3 separate regions of the Mus musculus genome follow, and all the other regions are linked to region 2. Evidence: chromatin loops called from intact Hi-C (ENCODE). Cell type or tissue: left cerebral cortex. All regions are shown on one strand. Each heading gives the region's core, and the rest is flanking DNA. Links, peaks and the distances in the headings are about the cores only. Region 1 has its middle 240 kb from the start of Gm32729. Region 2 overlaps Gm32860 (a long non-coding RNA gene). Region 3 holds the start of Pcdh17 (protocadherin 17).

The links. Peaks named below come from ENCODE experiments on the same cell type or tissue, not always from the same donor. Only the 100,000 strongest peaks of a DNase experiment are listed, where the experiment ranks them.
Region 1: a loop joins it to region 2, with 2.1 times the contacts of the local background. A loop is called at or near these places in 2 of 42 quality-filtered maps.
Region 3: it touches region 2 in a loop (3-fold over the local background); 6 of 42 quality-filtered maps call a loop at or near these places.

Annotation. Positions count from the first base shown.
Region 1 is chr14:85,927,609-85,935,596 of GRCm38, reverse strand. No RefSeq gene overlaps it. Among named protein-coding and RNA genes, the nearest start is that of Gm32729, 240 kb to the left of the region's middle. In left cerebral cortex, for the core only: no CTCF peak of the experiment used is centred there; a DNase peak (open chromatin) is centred at 4,226.
Region 2 is chr14:86,303,395-86,311,382 of GRCm38, reverse strand. Gm32860 (a long non-coding RNA gene) reads right to left here. Exons shown (of 4, transcript XR_383673.4): 3 at 4,666-4,756; 4 at 3,185-3,493. It also overlaps the pseudogene Gm23926. Among named protein-coding and RNA genes, the nearest start is that of Gm32815, 7.5 kb to the right of the region's middle. In left cerebral cortex, for the core only: a CTCF peak has its summit at 3,436 (motif pointing right); a DNase peak (open chromatin) is centred at 3,438.
Region 3 is chr14:84,442,870-84,450,857 of GRCm38, reverse strand. It overlaps Pcdh17 (protocadherin 17), which reads right to left and starts at 7,295. Exons shown (of 4, transcript NM_001013753.2): 1 at 2,205-7,295. The coding sequence starts at 4,763. It overlaps Gm32498 (predicted gene, 32498), which reads left to right and starts at 7,454. Exons shown (of 4, transcript NR_168882.1): 1 at 7,454-7,988. In left cerebral cortex, for the core only: CTCF peaks have their summits at 2,612, 3,692 (motif pointing left) and 5,160; DNase peaks (open chromatin) are centred at 4,108, 4,896, 5,273, 5,651 and 4 more places; H3K4me3 peaks cover 4,000 bases; H3K27ac peaks cover 3,087 bases.

The DNA of each region.
Region 1 (7,988 bases), core at 2,610-6,609, 380 kb after region 2:
AATTAGGTAGAAGGCATGGTTGTATAATTCCATGAATATGCGAAAACTACTGAATTAAGTAATTTAAGAAGTCAAGTTCCCTTATATGTAAATTTTATCTCAAGAAAAGCTTTTATTTAAAAGAGAGAAAGTCTGCAGTTTTCTTAAATTTACTGAGGATTCCTGTTCGCTTAAGTTAAATTTTATGCAAATATCTCCCTTCTTCTATTCACTTTGCTTGTTCTAGCTAGAATGGATTACAGTTCACCAAATGATGAATTTTTAAAACATTCTTTGACGTGCTCCTCCTGAATTTTCCTGTGACTCATCTGTTCCTCAGGACTTCAGCTTTCTTCTATCAATAGCTTCAGTCTTATGAATCACTTTTTCTAAAAATTTAGTTTCTGTCTTTTCTTTTTAAAAATAGCCTACTGGAACTGCTGTAAGTGGTTCAGTGATAACATTTCTGAACATTTTATTATACAACCCTTAGTTTGCTATTGTTGGTACTGTATTTTCCAGCTTTCTCTATAAATAAATACTTCACTCATCTTTTACACTGGAAATATATTTTGGAGAACCCGTGTTTTTACTACAGGATAAGCATAATGCCCTGAAAGCAAGTATTCCCATGGAAATAACCAAGTGGAAGAGGTTGCATTTCAAATTTGAGATTAAATGCAAATGTCTCATTAAAAAAGCAAATTCTTATTTCAAAGTTATTCAATGGGATGGGACTCAAAATATTCAATCTGGTTGCATTTAGCGCACTGAAAAAAAAATCTTATTCAGAAATGTTCAATGGACTCGGAGCAATGCTAGATCAATCTGCTTCTGCCTCTAAACTTCTGTGATAGTGACTTCTTTGCACATGCTGTTCTCTTCATCTGGAAGCTCTTGCCCATCTTCGTCAATCTTGTGACATTTTCTTAAAAACAGGGTTTCAAATTCCACCCCATCCAAGATAACTTTATTGATAAGCCTGACTTCCCAATGTGCCAATGTTACATCATCTAAATATTGAAACATAGTTTGTGTGTTAGATATTTGAATATTGTAATATCTTATTAGTAATATTAGTTCTTGGGTGTTTACATTGTATGATAATGAGATTTCAAATACTTCAGTAGTATGTATATGATTTTATTTGCATATGTTTCATATGTTATATTGTCGTATAAAGTTATTATGCAGTCATTTTGGTCATTATGTAGATAGTGGGTAATTTACCAGGACTGCTATAAAGTGTTATATGAAAACAATTCATGTTTAAGGAAATATCTTTATTCTCCTATCTCTCAGACATTTCCTTAACTTGATTTTATCTTTTCACCTACTGGTTTACTAGTTAAATATGAACAAGTAATATATTGATGAATAAAAGAAGAAAGAATAATATGTGACTATCAAAAGGAGTTTTCTTTGTAATTATTATTTACTTTGGAGAAATTTAACAGAAATATAAGGGATGAAGTTTAGTTTGAAAGAAATTATCAATACTGAATAAAATACTATACAACAAAGATTTGCTGGAGTTTTAGTAGGAAATTTTGTTGTAACCTTCAAACACAATTATATTAAGTTTGCAGTCTACCGTGTCCAGATAGTTCTTTGAGCATGGTACAAAAGGGAGGACTCCTTTTATCAGCAGAGCTTCCTTTCCTTTGCTTGATCTTTTCTGGAAAGTGTCTATAAGCACAGATATCTGACCTTATATAGAGGCTGACCCTGTACAAAGCTTCCTACAAGAACTGTATGATTCAGCACATGAGTCCTGCTCAGTTCTTTCCTACTGTATGATAATTAGGTAGTTTTGTGACCAATCTGTCCTTCCCACCCATAATCCCAAAATCCTGTGAGGAAAGTTGCCTATGTCCAGGTTATCAATTCAACTTTCTTTCTCCTGATAAGAACCTGTCCTGCAAGCGCCTGGAATTCCTCTTGATATAAATCTAAGCATTTCCAGCACCTTTGCCCTAGCTAATAATGTGCTCTGGAAATCCCAACCTACTCCCCAAGTTCTCTACAGCCCCTGTTCACCCTGAATAGAGCTGAGCTGCTTGACTGAAGCTGATTCCTGAAGTGATTCTGTCATACTCATGGTTGTCCAAACTCTGCATTCCTCCTAACTCTCATAGGCTGCTGGCCAACAACATATGAGGAAGGGGAGGCCTACAGGCCACGTTCACTTTGTGTGGCATTACAGACTCATAATAATTCCTTTGAAAACTGATTTGAAACAGAAAAGAGGATCCTGAAGAGCCATACAGTGGATCTGACGGTCTCCTCTACAGTAGCAAATGGTTTTCTTCAATTAGGCAATTTGCTCCTTCATTGAGCACTGGCTGTGTCACTGCCTATATACACCTTTTCTGTCAAGGTCAATACAATATTTCCTACTTTTCATTCTTTGTGGTACATGCAGCAAGCACGTGCATGCGTGTGTGTGTGTGTGTGTCTGTGTGTGTTCACATGCACAACCAAGTGTCTACTCTGTGTATAATGTGTGAAGGCAAGAGGTCAATAATGGGTACTTTTCTGAATTGCTCTTCAGTTGATTTTTGTTAAAGCAGAGTCTCTCTTTCTGAGCCTACCGTTCTCTGATTTCAAAGACTGGATGCTCAGCAAGGTGCAAGTATCCTCTCATGCCTACTCCCTCAAAGCTTGGATTAAAGTGGGACACAACTTTTTCTGGCTTTTTTATGTGTGCCCTAAGGGATTGAACAGAGGTAGATCTTCATGAGTGAGTAGCACACACTTTACCAACAGAGCCATATCCCCAGGCTGTCTTTGACTTTTGATTTGGGAATTAGTATTAGTTCTTGATGGTGAAGTAGTTGTCTGTCATGAAAGAAGCAAAATATTTGGAAGATAGGACTTAAAGTGTATAGTCTTACAACTAAGAGCCCAAGTGCATGTTGATGAGACAGTGATTGTTAGTATATATCTGGATTCTTTATCCAGAAAACTCATAGTGCCTAATCCTTACTACATCTCACAGGTAAGAGTTACATTTCACGATCTTGCTCTCCATCCCTTTTCATTCAGTGATGACATTGTAGAGACCCTAAAATCTCATGCCTCCTATTAGCACAGTGTTCTAACTGTGGATTTTGGTCATGACATTTCAGTAAATGACCTTTTTCTGTCTATCATGTCTCGTCTATCATTAGGAGCAGAGCTCATCTTTCAAATGTCTTCTAAAACAGAGCTGAAATAAAAGGATACCAAACTGATCTTTCAAGCAATTTGATAAATTTAAAATCTGGGGTGTGGGTGGATGTTTGTGTGTACATGTGCCAATGTGCGTGCCCGTGTGTGGAAGCTAACTAAAGGTTGACTCTTTATTTTTCTCTGTTGCTTTCTGTCTTTTTTTGTGAGGCTGTGTCTGTACTGAACCTGGAGTTTATAAAATTCAGCAAAACTTGCTGGTCACGAACACTGAAAAATTCTCTTGTTTCTACCTAACCCATCTGGATTATAGACTCTAGGATTATAGGTAAATTCTGTGGCTTCAGGCTAGTGTGCTGGGCATCCAAGCTCAGTTCCTTAAGTCAGTTAGTCAAGTTCTTGAATGCCTGATCTGTCTTCTTAGACCCTTAAAATATATTTAAAATTACTTTTTAATTTTTAAAAAAAGTATTACAAGAGTAGTTCTCCCTCTGAGACTTCCCACAAACCTCTTCTTGCTCTCTTTCAAATCGTGGTTTCTGTTTCATTAATTGTTATCATGTGTGTGTGTGTGTGTGTGTGTGTGTGTGTGTGTGTGTGTGTGTGTGTGCCTGTATAATATTCCTAAACAAATAAATGCTCAATCCATATAATATTACTTTATGTATGTTCTCAGGGCTGACCATTTGGAATTGGATAACCACTTAGTGTGCTTTTCCCTGGGAAAGGGTATTTCTCCCACTTTCATTATTCCTTAGTTGCCTGTAGTTCAAGGCAAGAATGCATTACAACTTGACAGGATGTCTTCTTTTATATTCTCACGAAATTGAGCAAGGCCAGGTCCTCATTTCTTGGGTCAAGTTCATGGAATGTTTACTTTGCCTGATAGAGTGCCTCCTGCGTACTTCCTTAGTCCACCTTTGTGTTTTTACTCATTCTTTCCTTAGTACTCCACTGTGGTGAATCTCTTCCCACCTCTCTGTCATAGTCCTTTCTAGTCATGTTAAATATAGTCACTGAATAAGCAGGAAGAGAAGAAGGGCACAGCAACACATTAGGGATTAGGAACAGGGATTTATCTACATTAACCAGAAACTCCCAGTTAAACAGCATTTCAGTGGTAATCAAGGGATAATTTCCATACTGTATCTTTTAATGGATAATAGACCCATATTTCTTGATGTGCTGAGAATTTCCACTCCCTTCTGTCCATTCAGTTTCCCTAAGAGAAAATTTGCTGCTGTCTTTCTTAAGGAAATACTCAGAACATGTTTGAGAAGAGATGCTAATTACCTCTCCTTGGGGAAAAATAGATAATTAACTAGCCACTTAAAATATTTGAAATAAGATTTGATGTGTTAAGCAAACACACCACACAGGCACACATACACAATGTAAAAATACAGGATGCCTTTAAATATATTCTTAGATTTCTAACACAGCTTCAGATAGATATATAATTTTTTTGCTCTGGTTTTCCAGGCAGAAATGACAGTGCTCAATGAATAAAAATCAAAAGTAAATTCCACAATCAGGAGGCCAGCTTGCTGCAAACCCTTGTTCCATAGGACTTGAGATTATACCCTAGGCAAACTAACAGCCTGCTGATTTCAACCTAACTGAGTGACAGGAGACCCATGGTGACAAAAGATCTAAAAATATACTGGGATTTGGCCATTAAAAGCCTTATCAGCAAGTAACAAAAATCAACAGAGCATTAGGATTGCCAATGTAGGGATTTAAAAAGGTTCCTAGCAAGAGAATGTTACTAAGCGGCCTGATAATCTGTTGACATCAACGCTGGCCGCCTCTGTGGACCACTTTCTGGCTGAGAGCTTTAGGTGATGAAAGGCAGAGTGGGTGAAAGTGGGGGCATCAGAGTTAATACTGACAGCCTTGTGGCTGTTCCTAGGCCCGTGGTGAGGATGTGTGGGCTGTACATCTGTCCCAGAGTTTCCCATTTGCTTGGAGGTCAGTGGGTCATTAGATAAGCATCTCCCCAAAGGAGGGCTCTTTGTTTCCATACTCTCCATGACATCTCGAAAGCTAACCATGGATTTGAATGTGTTAAATACTAATTTGAGTCATTGCATATTCTGCTCGTAAGGTCGGTTTCTTCTTCCTAATGTTTCCAGGTACCTCTTGGCACACACATAAAGGGAACGGCATCAAACTATTAACAGTATCTTTTTGTGGGTTTATGCTTTCACTGATGAATTCATATAAAAAATGATGTAGTGATGTTGAGTAGCATTGTGAGTAAAGTGTCCCACTTTCCTGTCTTTGTCCTGATGGATTCTTTAGAGTGATATACCAGATATACCAGAGACAAGTTATCCACAGGTAAATGACTATAGCAAGATGTTGTCTTCTACTGAGGTTGATTCAGAATAGAATGTGGGGACCAGGGAGACTGGCAAAGCCTCCTGTATTTTTATTGCCAACATTTACCTTTATATATCTGATGTCTAACCTAAATATGTACATTTCATTATACCTGTAAATCTTTGATTTTTGAGGGATTAGTTATTTCAACTTCCTATGTAATAAAATTTCATTTTCAGTTCTTAGAAAAGTCATTGACTGAAACACTTCATTGATAAACTTTGGCTTTCAGTCCTCATTTTGTGTCTGCCCTACCACAGCCTCTACCTGTCTGGTATATTACAGGGAAAGGACTGTTGAAATTAATAATATGATTATTGTAGCAGTCCAAATAATTTGAAGGAATATCAAAGGTGCCTTCAGGAAGGTGATGATGCAGTATAGCCTACAGTTCCAGGAAGCTGTGATACAAATTCATTTGGTCATGGTTTGCTTGCTCCCAGTATTATTAAATTACTAGTTATATCTGTCTGCTTTCCTAGTAACTGATTAGCTGATGCTGAATACTTTACAAAGGAAATTAGTTTAGCATTGAGAAGGCTGATTATATGTGATCAGGTGACCCTACTTGCTTACCTTTCTGGTGGAGATTTCTGGCAGAGAATTGAGAGAGGAATGCTAGATGTGTAGTGAAAGAAATACCTGGGGTATGGGGTACGCTCTCTTTGTTACTCTCCTGTATTTACAAGTTAGATGGGATCTTGTGAGTGAAACCATGTTACCATACCTAGGGATGGCAGTTTCCATGGCCTTTCACTTTCTAGGAATTCTGTTTTCTAGAAGGTTCTGTCATCTCTCGATAATGTCTCACTGCCACCAAGTATCCAGTTCCTGAACCTTTTAGAGACGTCATCTCAACCATATTCCCAGTGCAGAGAAAAGCTCGTCTCATGGGCAGGCTTCTTTCCACTACGCTCTGTTGGAAGTTGTAGGATAAGAGAACTGCTGATATGTTTTTCTAGGTTTAAGACTCTGACTCTGCAGCTGTTCTTGTGAAAACCTGGGTGCTGATCAAAGGGAGAATAGGGAGAATGAGGCTGGAAAATAACTCTATAAAAAGAAGCCCACTTCAATGGATATACATGATCACCTTTGAAAAAAATCCCCTTTTTGGTGGTTCTGAATTCATGGAGGGTGTGTTTTACAGGATTCTTTACTCTATGCTATGAATGTAACATAACCAAATCCCTAAGATGAAAGCTGTGGGTTTTTTTTTTTTTAAGAGAAATTTAAAAATGCAGACCTCAGCATTTACTATATCTGGAAAATAAGATATACAGTACATTCAGCTTTGTTAAATATCTGTGAATGTAAAAATACCTCGCCATCTGAGTATTGGATAGAAAAGCAAAACAAAAAAGCCCATATTTATCCATTTGACTCTGAATAGTAAATGAATCTAACAGTCTTTGAAGACTTTGTATTCATCAAATACCATTTTGAGCATAAACATGAATGGCAAACATTCCTATGAACTTTCAGTGGTGGCCTGAGGGTTTTGTGGTTCCCTCTCTCAAGCTGTGAAATACCAACAAGGTCAGTGACTCAGTAGAAAGCACTTATAAGCAGTCAATTACGGGGTGTTTGACTTTAAGTCTGTGTCTACAAAAAAAAAAAAAACAAACAAAAAAAAAACAACCCACCAAACAAACAAAAAAAAGCCCAACTCCCAACCAAACACATGCTTGGAAGGTAATAAACCAATGCATACTAGAACAGGCATTAGGGTCTTAATGAGAGTTTCATATCAGCTCAGCAAAACTTCCTATCAACTATTATTTTTCTAAACCCATCTATTTTAGCCCACTTACTGGAGAAATGCGGTCACATTGATATTTCAAAAACTAATAATGCTCCCTCTGCATATGTGAATTTCATGAGGTTTTTGAGTAATGAATAATATTACCAAATGAGACAAAAGGCCAATTTCAGGCAGGATGAGGGCGATTTTTCAGATTATTAATTCCAAAAATAATTTTGGCTTTTAAAAATATTGTTGGATAGGGAATATTATATTGATAGGGTCAGATATGGGATTAATTGCTTCAATGTATGTGTGTGTGTGTGTGTGTGTGTGTGTGTGTGTGTGTGAATCTGTTCTCAGTAGTGTTGAAATAAGCCCTCAATTCATTTATTCACAAAGCAATCAGATATATTAGGGAATCTCTCTATGTGTATCAAATATATATCAGATAAGCCTGAAAGATAAAAGGAAATAGCCTTCATGCCAGGAAATGCGATGGACCCAATGTGTAATATAGTCATATGTTGTCTATTTAAGGTAGGTTCTTTGCTTTGATGGCAGTATTAGCATGTGTATGATGCTAATACATTTTGTGATTTTTTTCATTCTTTTTGCTTATACCTTATTGTCCCTAGGTATATAAACATATTTTGAACAGTTTAGAATATGGTTATACGAAAACTAAGAAACTATATTCTCCTATCAGAAT
Region 2 (7,988 bases), core at 1,608-5,607:
TCTTTCACTTTGGCAGCACATATTCTAAAATTGGAATGATACAGAGAAGATTAGCATGGCCCCTGTGCAAATTCGTGAAGCATTCCATAATTTTTGAAATATAAATAAATATAATAATAATAACAAAGAGAAAAAACATTTTACCTCCAAATGTATAATTGTCACTGAGTGCAAAGACTGGAGGGGGTCTTTTTTTATATACATGAAAGTTTCAATGTGGTATTATGCATATCTATACAGTGTGTGTGTGTGAATAAACTCAGTGATTATAGCAGTCTGTTCGAGTCACTCAGGTCACTAAGATTAATGACAAACATAGAGCTGAACATATAAAATCCACTGAACACTTAAGGTCTTACACTTCAAAATGCCTTAAAATTTAAGCCATTTTGTTAAGGTGAAGCTGATATTCAGTTTTAAGGGGACATGCTATAGGAGGTGTTTTCTGTGAGGATGTTTCTGGGCAGAATTTACATTTAAGCCTGTATACTTGAATTGATCTCTGTGCCCTCCAGAATGCAAGTGAGACATTTTAGTGAGTTAAAGGGCCTCACTAAAGCAAACATCCAAGTGTAGCAGAAGTCTTCAACTTCTCACTCTTGCATGTTGGCCTCCAGCTGTGAGACCAGCTTATTCTTGATCTCCATCAGCTGTTTGTCTACCCCGCAGACTGCGTATTTGCCAGTCTAATTACTTTTTGAGCTACTTCATCGAAATAAGTATATTTCTCTATAAAATCATATAATTTTGCTTTCTTTATGGGCTCATTTATTTGTGGTCTTAAACTTTTTTTTTGTCATAGTAGCTACAGACAGTTCATTATTCCTTCTAAGGGAAAAGATTAAAAATGATAAACATTTATTTTTAAACTGCCAAGCACATTGTTCTTGCTGTTTCTAATCATAGCTACTTGTTGAAAGTGACTGTATAAGCTGGAATCACCTAAAAAGAATATTGGTTCTATCCATTCCGGCTGTGAAGATTGTTCAAATAGAGAAAAAGCCTAATTTAATTTAGTTTTCCATTTTTGATATTAAAACTCACAGAACTTGACAGTAGTCCCCGATGGATTCAGTTCCATCAAGAGCAGCTACACTGGTGGCTCACTGTGAAAACTTGACCCTGTCTCGTAGGACTTCTGAGATATAGCGAGAAACAGGATGTGAAGTCTCTGTGTCTTTGGAGTATAATTTACTGTGCGACTTAAACTCTGGACCTGTTTAATGGTCCCCACAGCAGAGTTTCTAGGCCAACAACTAAATCAGCTTCAGTGCTCTGCATTTGCAGACAAGCCTTATGATTTACAAAATTTAATAAGCTGAGATCTCATGACATTTCCCCCTGCCCCCAAGATTCAACTTTTAAAATCGCTGCCAAGGAGGTTGTCAAAGGAACATGTACTCATTGGCATAATGAGACCTTACTTAATTTTTTTTAACCACACAAAAGCACATAAATATACTACTTCTATTATTAATTCATTAACAATGAATAATTTCTGGAGCATTCCTCTTGCTGAGATGATATTATATGAGTGATGTTTCTGCATGGTTTTATGGAAGTGATATTTTGGGGGTAGGTTTTTTTTTTTTTTTTTGAGCCTACCAAATTGAGTTACATAGGAAGGGCAGATGATTTGACAGTTTCTCAACTGTGCGCTGACATGCCAAGCTCAGATTTCACTTATGGTAACATAAGGCAAAGCCTTTTGTCACTACTTGAAAGTTTATGTTGTCTATTGAGGGAACACACAGTGTTTTGTGTTAGCTTCTTGTCTTTTTTGTTTTGTTTTGTTTTTCTTTACAAATCTCAGCTTGAACACTTTGCCTAAGAGGGTGCTCAGTTTTATCATTCTGAATTGTGACATTATATGGCTCTTCGGGTAAATTTTATTTTCAGATGGGGAAAGCAAAGTGACACTGTGCAGATTTGCTTACGTATCCTGTCTCATCATTAATGCCTTGGTGGCCACTGGTACTCGGCCTTGCCCATCATGTGATATGGCTAAGCAAGGGGCCTTAAACAAACACAGGCTGACCTACAGGACTCCCTTCCTGCATAACAATCTCTCAAGAACAAGAACACTTGATTTTCCATATTAAATATAAGGTAAAATGACACCATTCATCAACGTGGAGTAGAGGGACCTCTGAGGTCACTCTAGTGAAGGATGCTGTTCCTGTTGAGATTGAGTACAAAAATACAACGTTTCTTCCATTGTTTAATGCTTATTCGCCCTTCCTCCTAAGGATACATTTCCTTGTACTAAAATAGACACATACTACAAATCCTGAAGCCAGTCTTCTGGTCCCTGTTTCCTGTCACCTATTGTTCTTATGGCCTTCATTTCTCCCAATCAACATCCTGTTGTTTTTTTTTTCTCCCCACAACTTAATTTGAGTTCGTGTAGATTGGTTCTCCAGTCTTGTTATCTTTTCAATCCAGCCTTAGAGGAGTAGTGTATTTATTACAAATGTATGCATTTCACAGTCTTTAGAAAGATTGGCTTACATATAATGATAAATGTGAGAAAAAGCAGCTATTTTCTGTTATCATAACCTGCCTGCTCGGTTTTCTTTCCACTGCCAGGAGTTTTCATGGGTACAAGGCAAAGCAAATTGCAATCACCTGAGTATACTCCACTCTGCTTCTGTCACACTGAATGATGAATATATTTATTCTTCAGCTCAGAATCAATATATCTATACCTCCACCTATTTGTCTATCTATCTATCTATCTATCTATCTATCTATCTATCTATCTATCTATCTATCTATCTATCCTTCTACCTACCTACCTATCTATCTGTCTTTCTATGTGCACCCATGCCTTGTCTTTATGCATTGGCAAATGATAAGGAAAAGCTAAAGGGAACAGCTTGAAAATACTTTATGGGATCAATGAAAGAATGTTTTATGCTCCTATTTGAATGTCTAAGGCCTGTGGTAAGACAGCTTTTAAGGTCAAGCAGAGAGGGATATTTTCCTCTCTTAAGCATCTATCAACAGTCCTTGGAAGAGCAGTCAGTGCGAACATAATTTAATATGCCTTCTCCCTGAAAAGAATGTCTCTTTGACATCATGTCACCACGCGTGCTTCAAGAGAAGATTTTCAGGTGGTCTGTTTTTCTGCATTGATTTCCTTTTATCATTTTAGTCACAGCTTCAATTTTTTTTTTATGTGTTGGAGAAACAAACAAAAAGTCGTGCTGAACTTCCTCATTCATCTGGCATTCTCCTTCCATCCTGGTAACAATGTGCAGCTGCTACCCTGCAGATGGCACACAGCCTGGCTCCAGGATCTTCTGACTGTTAAGTCACTCCTGGCTAGACTATGGTCACTTGTGGCTAGACTGAGGCATGGCTCCCTGGGGATGAAGGACCAGGTTTGACAGGCACAGCTGAGAAAGCCCAGGCATATCAGAGATGTGTCTCTTGCCAGCAGGGGCTGCTGCAGAGCAGGGATCGGCAGGTTGTTATTCCAAAGTAGAACCTGGAAGAGTGTCAGATGTATTGAGGCAAGAAATTTAGGAAATGGGAAATGACTGGAGATAATGAAATGAATACAACTGAAATCAGTCAGGAAAATACAATACGCTTTAAAGAAGTCTTGTTAGAACTATATGTTGAGATGTGAATGCAGATGTGTGTGTGTGTGTGTGTGTGTGTGTGTGTGTGTGTGTGTGTGTGTGTGTCTGTAGCACTGGGCACTGTTCTTGAGAAAGAAGATGTGATACTAGAGAAGAAACATGTGGAAAACACGCTGTAAAATGGTGAGAAACACAAATACTTCTGACAAATCTAACAGATGTTAAAAACAGAAAAATGACCCCCTCTTAACCTTTTACTTCTTTTTCTGAAGATAAATCTCACAAGTTAAAGACCTTGCAGACATTTTTTCCCTATTTATCACCTTAAAGAGAATTTACTTAAACATTTGCATACTTTGTTCATAGTTTATTTTTTAAGGAAAATGTTTCTGTGAATGGTGGTGGTTTAAATATCTATGGCAAGTAGGCAGCCAGGAAACACACGTTCACCTTTCCTGAAGAGTGCTCAATGGAGTGTATGGACTCATGCTGTCACATCCCTCTATACATCACATGAACTCCACTTTCTTAGGGTAAGGCATTTCCTCAGTACTCTATATCCTGACTGCTGTGAGTGTAAGGATGGGTTACATTCTCCTTAATCCCCGAATTCCAGAGGAAAATGAAAGTTGAGGGAAAAAAGAAAACCCTTTTTATTAATCACACATTAGATAGTTCTGAGGGAATAACTGATCCCCACATTAGAATTAACTTTTAAAAATTGCATTTATTTGTGTGTGTTTGTCTGCATTCGTGTGTGTGTGTGTGTGTGTGTGTGTGTGTGTGTGTGTGTGTGTGGTGTGTGTGTGCGCATGCACGTGCACCACAGTATATGTGTAGAAAACAGAGGACAACTTGGGAAAGTTGGTTTTCTCCTTCTATCATGTATGGATTGAACTAATATTGTTAGACTTGGTGGCAGACAACTTCACAGGCTGAGACATCTCAGCCCTGTATTTGAATTATACATGCAATCCAAGTGAGCCTTTATTGAAATAGAACCAGTCAAAGTAAATTTTTTTTATAATAAAGCAAGCAAAGAAAAAATATACATAAAATAAAGAATCCTACACACCTGTTGGTAGAACACCACAGAGGAAAAGAGGCTGTAATAGAAATGCTCTTGCTCTACTCAGCAGTTCAGGAAGATCAGCTAAAATGTCACGCTAAATGAAGGAAAGGGAATGAAAAAGCTGTTGAGTTTAGCTTTATATAAATATTGCAAGCACTTATGTATGCATTGGATTCTCTGATATCTAATTTAAACTATTATTGATTAGAATTCTTTCAAAATGACATTCGGTACCTTGAAAGTAGTCCTGAAAGTCTTTATGAAATGATACCTTATCATTCCTCCCAGGTTTGAACAGGGATTAGTTGAAAAAAACTAGCTGAAAGCTAATGCATGAGTGAATCAGGTTATAAAATTGATAGCATCTATGAAAGTCTTCAAGAATTCAGTTCACTTTGACGGAAACATATTTAGCATCTACTAGGTGCCAGATACTATATTAGGAATTAAGAATTATTACAAGAATAAGACAATGTTACTTTCCTAAATGAAGTTAGAGGCTCAAGGAGAGGATCAGTGGATTTAAAAATGTGAGCACTATCATGAAAGATATTCACAATGTATTACACTCTTTTGGAAGTACTATGGGGAGTGTTGAGTTATAAACAATGGGAATCAGGGTTGGGGAGGGCTTTGTGAAGGACCCTGTAGTTGATTTTCAAGAAGTAATATCAATTAACTAAAGAAATAGGATATGGAATTATCTGCAAGGGGTTATTTTGAGTAACCCACCACTTTCATCTTAGAATCCATTTCATATATGAGACTATGTTATTTTTTTTTAGCAGCTTTGATTTTAATCCCTCTAAGGGCAGCCTGACTCTTCAAAGAGAAGAGTTTAGTCATTCAAAAAATATCGTCTAGAAATTCTAATGTTAAGAAATGAGAGGGTGGACCACTTATTCACTAACAAGCCACTAATGGAGTCATTTATATGCCAGACACACCTCTGGGTACTGGGGTTAGAGCTGTGGCTAAAGACTTCCCCTGCTTTAAGTCTGCTGCCACATTCTATGGACTTATACCATATCTACCCATCAATCGATTGCTGTTTTGCTTTATAAACATTTTACAGTGGTGTTGATATGATACAGTAGGTAAAGCCACTTGCTGCAAAACATGATGACAGGAGTTCACCTTCTGGGGCCAACTACCTGATGGAAGAAGAGAACCAACTCCATGTGTTGTCCTCTGGACTTCATATGAACAATACAAATAAACGTATATTTGTATATGAATCAAAGAAATAAATTAAAAATTGCATGTATGGTTTTCTTTACTTTCTGGAGTAGTCCTGGAAGGTGACAACTCCACCTTGGCTGGTCCTTTAAGTCTACTTGATGCACCCCTTACACTCTTGACTGTAACTATGAGTAATAGAACCTGAGACTACCTCTTCATTAGCTTGACTCTAACTTGATTTTTGGAGATTATTATTAAGCTTAAAACTGAATGCTGCTTATGACCTCTTGTCTAGTTTAATAGGAAAAGTAAGTGAATACTTGAGGTTATTGTGGGGCAAAATTTGTTTTATATAAGGGATACCACTTCATAGTGATTATAGTATACTGGGATGGGTATAGTCATTTAATCTTTAATAAATATTTAATTACACATTTTGTTTTATAATGTTAGAATACCAGAGACTGGGAAATGTCTCAAGGTATTTTTCTACAAGTGTATTTTAAGATAACAATGCTTGAGTGAACAAGAGAAGTGCATGAATGGAAACAGGAGAGAGAGAGAGAGAGAGAGAGAGAGAGAGAGAGAGAGAGAGAGAGAGAGAGAGAGAGAGAGAGAGAGAGAAATCGGGACAGTCTGTTTGTTGAAAAATCCAAGAGACAGTGTGTGAGTTAAGAAAGAGAATGGGTTGTATATCCTAAGTACCAGCAGGTGACTGAGACAGACACAGATACCTACATCCAACCATGGGACTGAAGTCAGGGACCCCGATGGTTGAATTAGAGGAAGGATTGAAGGAGTTGAAAGGTAGGGTGACCCTAAAGAAATATCAGAAGTCTAAACTAACCTAGACCCCAGGGAGTTCCCAGAGATAGCCACCAGCCAGGCAGCATAGATGGGATGATACCAGGTCCTCAACACATGTACAGCAGAGGACTGCCTGGTCTGGCCTAAGGGGGAGAAGATGAGCCTAATCCTTGAGAGATGAGGCCCCAGGGAAAGAGGCTGCCTGGGGTGGGGGGTATGTGTGGAGGAAAGCACCCTCTCAGAGGCAAGAGGGAAGAAGGAACTGTGGGAGGGGGACAAAGAGGAGGTCAACAGCTGGAATGCAAATAAATAAAATAATAAAAAAAAAGTAAGAAAGAGAATGGAGAGGGTGGCAAGTTGCCATGAGAAAGGGATCATAGAGGAAAATCAGAGGTTGGGGTGAGAACCTGAGTTCATTTGGGAGCACTATGAAGATAAAGAGCTTTTACACTAAAGAATATAATAAAATGGGAAGTTGATTAGTGGTCTAGAGTTCAGATGAGAGGATTAGAGTGAATGTATACACTGGAGTTCATTATTAGATAGATAGAAATCACCAGTTGAAGGACAAAAAATAAAACTGAGAAAACAGCTAGGAAATGGTGTTTAAATTAACTAAATAGTTGCCAAGTAGGGCAGGCTGATCAGGGAGGAAGAATCTGGAGAAACAAACTCTACAGAAAGCACAGAATGATGTAGGCTTTGTTACTGAAGTCTGAGGAAAAGTCTCTGAAGTGAAGCCATGATCACTCCTAAAAATAATTCTTAATAGTTCAGTAAGGTGAAAACTGAAAATGCCTATGGACTCTGGCCTAAGGTGGTTGACCACAATGGGAACCCAGAAACACTTTAGTAGTATGGTGAGTGGTAGACATCTTGGAGAAGGTTAGAGCGGCTAATGGCAAAACAGACAAAATGAGGCAGAACGTCTTTACTGAAAAATAGTTAGTTTGGAGGGAAGCTGAGGGGAACATGATGAACCCAGAGAGAAGCAGCCCTGGAAAGCTTCTACACTTGAAGGATGACCTTGGGTTTTACTAAAGATTAAAAGGGTCCATTTGAGAGGGAAGAGATGAAGATATATGAAAGACAGAAGGTAAAAACCTGAGTTTAGAGGAAAAGGATGGGCCTTAGATAGACAAATGGGACGGAATGCAATGTGTGTGCAAAGGGATTGATGTACAACAGAAAAAAGGTGAGATGCAGGCAGTGGAAAAGAACACTTTCCTGAGTAGTACCTCATTTTTCCTCCTGGGGATAGGAGTGGAGGCTGTTTTGTAAAATAGAGATGGAAGCTGTGGATAGGATAAGTGGGTGTCTAGGCTATTTAAACCTTA
Region 3 (7,988 bases), core at 1,721-5,720, 1.9 Mb after region 2:
TTATTATGATTTTTATAATAAATATAAGAGAAATGTGGTACATTTCCAAAGATATTAATTTATTGAATTCTATAACCCATCTTTTAAAGGACTGAAGGAAGACAGAGGAAACTGTTAGCTGTTTCAGTGGAGAATTTTTAAGACAGCAGTAGCATAGGGAATTGAGACACTTTGGTCAAATTACAAACTTAATCCAAAGTCCATTTTGTACTTTGGTGGAATGGGTTACAGTTTTTTTTTTTTTGACATAAAAGAATACAAAGACAGTCTTTTACATACTACTTAAACTGTTGAAATTTGTGGTAGTATGTGATTTTTCTTGGTTTGGGTTTCACTCTTTGTGAGGACCCACCACTATGATTTACAGCCAATAACCAGCTTCAATGGCAATATAATTAACATAGTACAAGCACTACATCCTTCCAATTTTTTGGATATTTTATTCAAGAGTGCTCTTCACTTGTCTAAGAAGACACACTTGCTGACAATTTTACTGCACCAATTTGATTTTATAGATTTATTTTTCTGCTGGAAACTAGATAAAAATTCAACTCACAGCCCTTAAAGTAGATGATTAAGTATTAGCCTTTTGTGACAACTTTGTCAGTGGCATAAATATAGAACAGGTGTACAAAATATTTGCAATTCCAAAATGACTACATCACATCTATAAACAAACATTTAATCATTATTCCCTCTATAGAGATATTAGTGTTTATAAATACCAGTTTCACGCAGTTACAGGAAGACATTTTTAGAAGCCAAGTTTTTATAGTTGAGAATTTCTTTTATGTTTCATATAAACTTTAAGTCCATGATTACATGATTACTCATATACAGTGAATATTATAAAAATGGCATTTTATACTTGAATAGTAAATTACATTGTACTTGGCAAGCCTTGCTCACATGGACACTATGCTGTCAGAGAAAATGTTTTCTGCTTAGTGTTAGGGCATGGGAGGGGATTATATTAGCAGGTCTATGGGTCTTCAACACTCCATCTGAGCAATAGTAACTTTGCTGAGACAAGCTTTGCAAAGCATAATAGTAAGGCCAATGACTTTCCATTTACCTCAAACTAAACTGCGCCCCCCCACACACACACACGTGTCAATTTTTTATACTCAGGTGCAAACGTCAATGCCTGCTCATTCAGAGGAGTTTGTAACAACATGTGTTCTAAGTATTATGATACCCAAGAATTATATTTTTCTGTGACACAACAGTAGTGAATAAAAGAACAAGGAGGTGACTGGATCATCCCAGTACAGTCATCTTTGCAAAAATTAATGTCTATGGCTTTGGGTAATGGTTTTATTTTCATCTTATGTTTAATAATATGTGTAGATACCTTGAAAATATACCCTGTTCAAGAAACAAGTCACGTGGGATCCACTGCAATTTAATTTCCTGTCATCAATAGCATAAAAATGACTTTATGATACTTTGGGCATAGTTTTCATCCCTCAGTGACTACAGGAAGCTCACTGGAAAACCTGGAAACAATGAAATTCTTTTCAAAGATTTTTTTTTTCTTGTCACTGTGCCTAACTTGTACAAAGCACATTAGGATGTGAAGAACACTTCCAAAGCTGAAGCTGAAAGTTTAGTTAAGGAATGAATGGGGTTCACGTGCCCCAAAATATAAATAATTTATAAATGTAAAACCAATTTATCAGAGGGTGAAAATATAAATCTAATTTATCAGAGGGTGAAACTTGGTTCAAGCTGATTCACAGCTTTAGAGTCCTGACATGGTGACTATTCCATACTAAAGAAGTTAGCTTCAATTTGGAATATAAACTTCATATCAGCATAAAACGTTTTAATGGAATAAAACTCATTAAAAGGAAATTAACTTTTTTTTCCTACTCTGGGAACCCTGTTATGGAAAGAAATATAGTCCTGCAGATAGAATAAAGTTTAACTATTGACTGTTGTTACCATTTGAAAATGTGTAAAAATAAATTTGAAAAAATGCAGCAGAGGTATGGCATGTGTTTTAGCTATTTTTACCCGGGAGGGATTCTGAATAGCCAATGGTATTCACACAGGGTCAAAGATGTGAACCATTTTGAGTTAACTATTGCCTACCCCACACACATGATTGCTGGCCATCTGGCTTTCCCTTATCCAAAGGTCTCAGGACAGCACAGCAAAAGCTTTTATGTGAAGTCCCCTTTACTCTAAAAGTCTCCTACCTGAATTATGGACATCCGAGTGGCAGGGGTCTCGCTCGAATTAGTCCCTTGTCCGGTGAAGCTGGTGTGGCAGCCTGCGTGCCCCTGCGGGACAGTCAGGTTGTTGGAGGCTGGCTTAAGATACATCACCTCTGACCGGGGCGAGCTGAGGGGCAGGCGGGTTTGGTAGTCGAAGTACATAGGGGAGGTGGCCAGGGAGGGACTGCTCACCACGTTCATGACGTTCATGGCGTTCCTCTCCTCCACCTCGCTCTGCACCAGCATGATATCGTTTTTGTTGATTTTCTTCTTCTTGCCCTTCCCCCCGCCTAGCTGAGGGTGGCTGTACTCGGCGATGCGGCAGTTGTAAGTGCGAATCTCCTTGTTTTCCCGTTTACACTTGACAGCGATGGTGATCATGGCCGCTAGGAGGATGATAGAAATCGTGCTCAGTGTCACTATGAGAGGCAGGGACATGTCCCAGTGGTGCTGCTCGCCATTCACTCGCGGTACCCCTTCAGGCAGGGAGCCGCTCACTGAGCGGATGATAAGTTTGGCCACAGCGGAAAGGGTGGGCTTGCCATGATCGGTCACCTTCACCACAAGCTCCACCACTGGGGTCACATCCTCCCAGAAGGGGTGCAGCGTGCGGATCTCGCCGCTGGACGGATCGATCTCAAACAGGTGGTCATCGTTGCCATCCACGATCTCATAGGTGAGGCGCCCGCTCTCTCCAAAGTCGCTGTCCAGGGCGCGCACGGTGCTTACCAGGTACCCCAGGCCAGCATTGCGCGGGACCTGCAGCTCAGCTGTGTCATTCTGTAGCGTGGGAAGCACAATCACTGGAGCGTTGTCGTTCACGTCTAAAACCGTCACCCTCACCGTGGCGTTGCTCTCCAAGTGCGCTGGCGCCCCTGAGTCCTTAGCCAGTACTTTGAATTCAAAAGCCTTCGTTTGTTCATAGTTAAAGGAGCGTAGGGCATATATGGCCCCGTTAGTGGGGTTCACGGACACATAGGTGTAAATAGACACGTCGCCGATGTGTGAAGGAAGAATGGAGTATGACACTGTCCCATTTTGGCCCAGGTCGGGATCCTGGGCTAGCACTGACCCGAGGTATTCTCCTGGAATGTTGTTCTCGTGTACTTGGAGCACGTAAAGTCCTTTGGTGAACCGAGGCGGATTGTCATTCTCATCCAGAATCTTGACGGCGAAGGACTTGGTGGAGTTAAGTGGAGGGGAGCCCCCGTCCCGGGCCACAATGGTCACATTGTACTCGTCTTGTGTCTCACGGTCCAGTGGACGGTCAGTCACCACGGTATAGAAGTTGTCATAGTTCTCTTCAAGCTTGAAGGGGACGGAACCGGGACCCCCCAGGCCACCTCCAGTCCCTCCTCCACCTAGAACCCGACACTGAAGCTGCCCATTCTTGCCTGAGTCCCGGTCAGTGACCCGCACTAGGGCGATGACTGTGCCGGGCGGGGCGGCCTCACTCAGCGCCCCCTGGCGCACGGAGACGAAACCAATGGACGGCGCGTTATCGTTCCGGTCGATAAGCTTGACTGTGACCTTGCAGTGGGCTGGGATTGGGTTAGGTCCTAGGTCTCTGGCCTGCACGTCGATCTCCAACATGCCGTTCTCCTCATAGTCCAGGTTGCCCTTAACGCGGATCAGGCCAGTTTTAGGATCGATGGAGAAGAGCTCCCGCACGCGGTCGGGCACATAGCTGCTGAAGGAGTAGAGGACTTCTCCGTTGGGACCTTCATCAGCATCAGTGGCGTTCAAATCAATGACCACGGTACCCAGTGGAGCGTTCTCGGGCAGTTCCACCAAGTATGACGGAGCCTCGAAGACTGGACTGTTGTCATTGGAATCGATCACCTTCACATTGATCTGTACGGTGGCGGAGCGTGGAGGCTCCCCGCCATCTAGGGCGGTCAGCACCAGAGTGTGGTGGTTCTGCAGCTCGCGGTCCAGTGCCTTTTGGATGACCAGCTCTGGGAACTTGGTGCCGTCGCCGCGGGACTTGACGTCCAGGGCAAAGAGGCCATGATCATCGCGGGTGAGCAGATAGGTGCGGAGCCCGTTCTCGCCAGCGTCTGGGTCGTGTGCGCTCGTGAGGGGGAAGCGGGTGCCGGGTGCCGCGTTCTCTGAGATGTCCATTTCTATCTGATCCGAGGGGAAAGAGGGAGCGTTGTCGTTGATGTCCTGGATCTCTACCTTGATCATGCAAATCTCCTTGTCGTTAGCGAAAACCTCTAGGGAGAGCTGGCACTTGGCATTGTGGCGGCATAAGGACTCACGGTCGATGCGCTGTTTGGTGTAGAGGAGCCCGCTGTCGGCGTCCACGTCCAGCAGATGCGGTGCGGAGTTCTCCAGCACCCGGTAACTGCCAGACTTGCTCCTCCCGCTGCCGCTGCCGCGCTCAGCCGGCGGAAGCCCGGGCTGCAGTCGGGCATCCTTGCCGATGTTGCCAATCACCGTGCCGGCCCCTTGCTCCTCTGGCACTGAGTAATTGAGGTTTTTGAGTGTCAGGGCAGGGGCCCACAAAAGGAAGCAGCAACAGATGGAAAGGTACATCCCAGACCGGTGGGGTGGGAACAGGAGCAGCCGGACTGGAGGTGCTAGCTGGTGGGTGCGCGCCAGTCTGGAACCGGGGCGGAGCGTACGAGCTCGGAGCGAGCCACAAGTCTGCGAGTCTTTCCTTCCCTCCGCACCCGGGCTGCGGCACCAGGCAGTCTCTCCTTATTCCGCTCAAGTTGCCCGAACCTGTTGATCTACAGCATTCGCACTGGGAGAGATGCAGCCGCGCAGCGAAGCTGCAGCAGCTCGGAGCCAGGCGGCGACTCCCTGCGGCTGAAGGCAAGCTAAAGGCTTTGTCTCTCCCGCCTGGACTTCGGGAGGTTCAAACTTGCGTGATGAGGCTGGCGATAAAAAGGAAATCGGAGTCTGGAAGAGATGATAATGAGCTGAAGAATTGCTTGGTTTTCCTCACTCCCGCTAGGCGCTGCAAAATCCACTCCCTCCGGCAGCCTACAGAATACTCTTCAAATCCGGTGGGGGAGGGCTTCGGGAGGTGTGTCTCCAGGCAGATCAGAAAGTGGAATCCTTTAGTTACTCTTATTCGGTGATGCGATTGATGGGAATGAATAGGGACGAAGAAAGAGTCACAGATACATATGTATATTTGAGGCTGCCCTGGCACACGGAGAAATGTCTGCTCGCTATGCAGGATGCTCGGCTTTCAGGCAGTGTATTGCTGCATTTAAAGATCTAATCTTGCCTTGCTGGTTTAGGCGGCGGCGGCAGCGGACTGCATCTCCGAGCCAAGTCTTTTTTTCTCTCTCCCTCTTCTTTTTCTCTCTTCTTTCCGAGCAGCCAGAGGGAGGGGAGGAAATGCAGAGGAAAAAAAAGTGTCCCGATTTGTAGTTTCCTCCCCCTACCAAGCTCCTCCCTCTCTTCCTCGGAGAGGGTTCTCCCCCAAAATCAAGAAAGCCACAGCCTGATCAGCATTTGCGCCGAGAGCCTATTGGGAGGAGAAAAATATAGAGATATATCTCCGCCTCTGTTCGTAGAACACTCTGGTGTGTCTCTATGCCAATCCGGGAGCCGCCACTACCATCCCATCCTCTTCCAGCAAGCAAAGACTTCTCTCCCTGCAGTTTAATTCCAGTTTGCTTTTCTTGCCAGGCGAAAGGAAATCAACAGGCAACTCATGGTTAGACGTGCAGATTTGAGGGGGGGGGGGAGGGGGGAGGGCAGACTAGAAAGGAGGAGGGAGCTACCCTCCCAGTCCTAGCACACACACACACACACACACACACACACACACACACACACTGCCCTGTCTCTCGCTAGAAGGGAAACAGTCTCTGCATTCACAGGGCTGGGCTGTCAAGTGGCTCTCTTTTCTTTCTATTCAGCACCTCCTTCCAGTGGCCCAGCCTCCTTTTCATCTAGAAAGGAAAACCTTGGCGAGGAACAAGAGTGGTGAATATTTGAAGAGAATAACAGTGTAGGCTTTTTCCCCCCTTATTATTATTATTATTTTAAATTGGAGGAGTAGAGTCGACGGAATACATCAAGGCTTGGCGTGATGCATTCTGCAGTCTGGCTCACACACGGTCTCTGGTCGACTTGGGAAAGGCAGAGAGGGTGAGGAGCTGCAGCCACCGCGGTTCTGCCAGGGCGCCCACCCGGGGAAACTACCTCCTCCACCTCCGAGGGGAGGTTAGGCACGGGTTGATCTACACATTATTTCCGCTTCTCCCAGCGCCTCGGTATACGGGAATGACACATCCAGAAATGCAGGTGTTCTCATCTGCGGGATGAGTCAGAAGCAGCGGAACGAATCGTATTCACTCTCCCCTCACGGTCCTCCCTTCGCAGTCCTTAGTTGAGGCTTCTTCTTAAGGCTTTCTCTGACCACTCAATAGGAAAAACAAAAACAAAAACAAAAAAAAAACAAACAACAACAACAAAAAAGCCGGAATCACGTCGGGGGTGGGGGAAGAAAAACGAGAAAAAGCGTGGGGGGAGGAAGGCAAAGCTGAATCCAGGAACACTTTTACTCTACCTCTTTCGGCCGGAGTCCGAGGCTCTGCAAAACAAGGCGTCTGCTTTGCTTACGAATATTTATTTGTTTTTTAAAAAAAACCTTTCCACTTGGTTAGGCGTGAGATGCCCCCAAATCTCTCAGTCTTAGGGGTGGGGGCACGTTTCCAGTAATGATTCACAGCTTAGCCCAGGATCATAGTTCAAGATTTTCCTCCCAACGGTCTCTGTTCACAAAGTCCAGCATCGGTGTGCATAGCTAATTGTGCAGTCTGTTGTGGAGGTTTTTTTTAAATTTTAATTCCTCCTTTTTTTTTTTTCTGTCACGAGTGGTCTCTTTCAGTCTAGTGCGGTGCCTGTCAGGATCACCCCAAAGCCTGAGAAAGACGTGCAGGTTTCAAACCGAATAAATCCATCTCCGCCAGCCAAGACGCGGAGGAAATGGAAGGTGAAAAATTCAATTCAACAGTTGGAGTACCGTCTCCGAGCCGCCCTCCTCCGCTGCGGCAGCCGCCGGGCTCGCAGTCCGGATTCTCTCCCCAGCGTCTCTTGCTGACTGACTCTATTCACCTCACGCCGCCGCTTAAACATTGATACTGATTCTCTGCCAGCCAATCGGCGTGGGGAGCCAGACCCTGCCTTCTCGGCCCACGCCCAATGGGAGGCGGAGAAACGGCAGGCGGGGGCGGGGCCAGCAGCCCCAGCTCTTTAGAGTCATTGACTAGCTTGAGTCCGACCGGAGAGCATCAAGGCCCGCAGAGCCCGCGCTAAGTCTCGGCGGCGGCGCCCAGGGCTGAGCCGTGGTAGCCCTGGTGTTTAGAGGGTGTCTTCCTCTAGAAAGAGAAAAGTTTGGCAGTGATTTGATTTCAACTGGGGATAGGATGTAAAGCCAGGCGTGGGGAATCACCGTATACTTTGCAGAGAGAGGCAGCTGCGGTCTTCCTGGTGCCTTCTAGTCCACACACCAACCCACGTCGTCAGCTTACACACAGACACACACAGACACACACACACACACACACACACACACAAACACTGGGCCAAGGGAGTTGCGGATTTTCTGACTCCTTGTGCACTCATCTGGAGGTGCGGAGTGGGTGCGTGCGCGCGCATGCGTGCGCGCGCCCGAGAGAGAGCGAGAGAGAGAGAGAGAGAGAGAGAGAGAGAGAGAGAGAGAGAGAGAGAGAGAGAGAGCGTGTGTGTGTGTGTGTGTGTGTGTGTGTGTGTGGTGTATGTACGCGTTTTCTCACG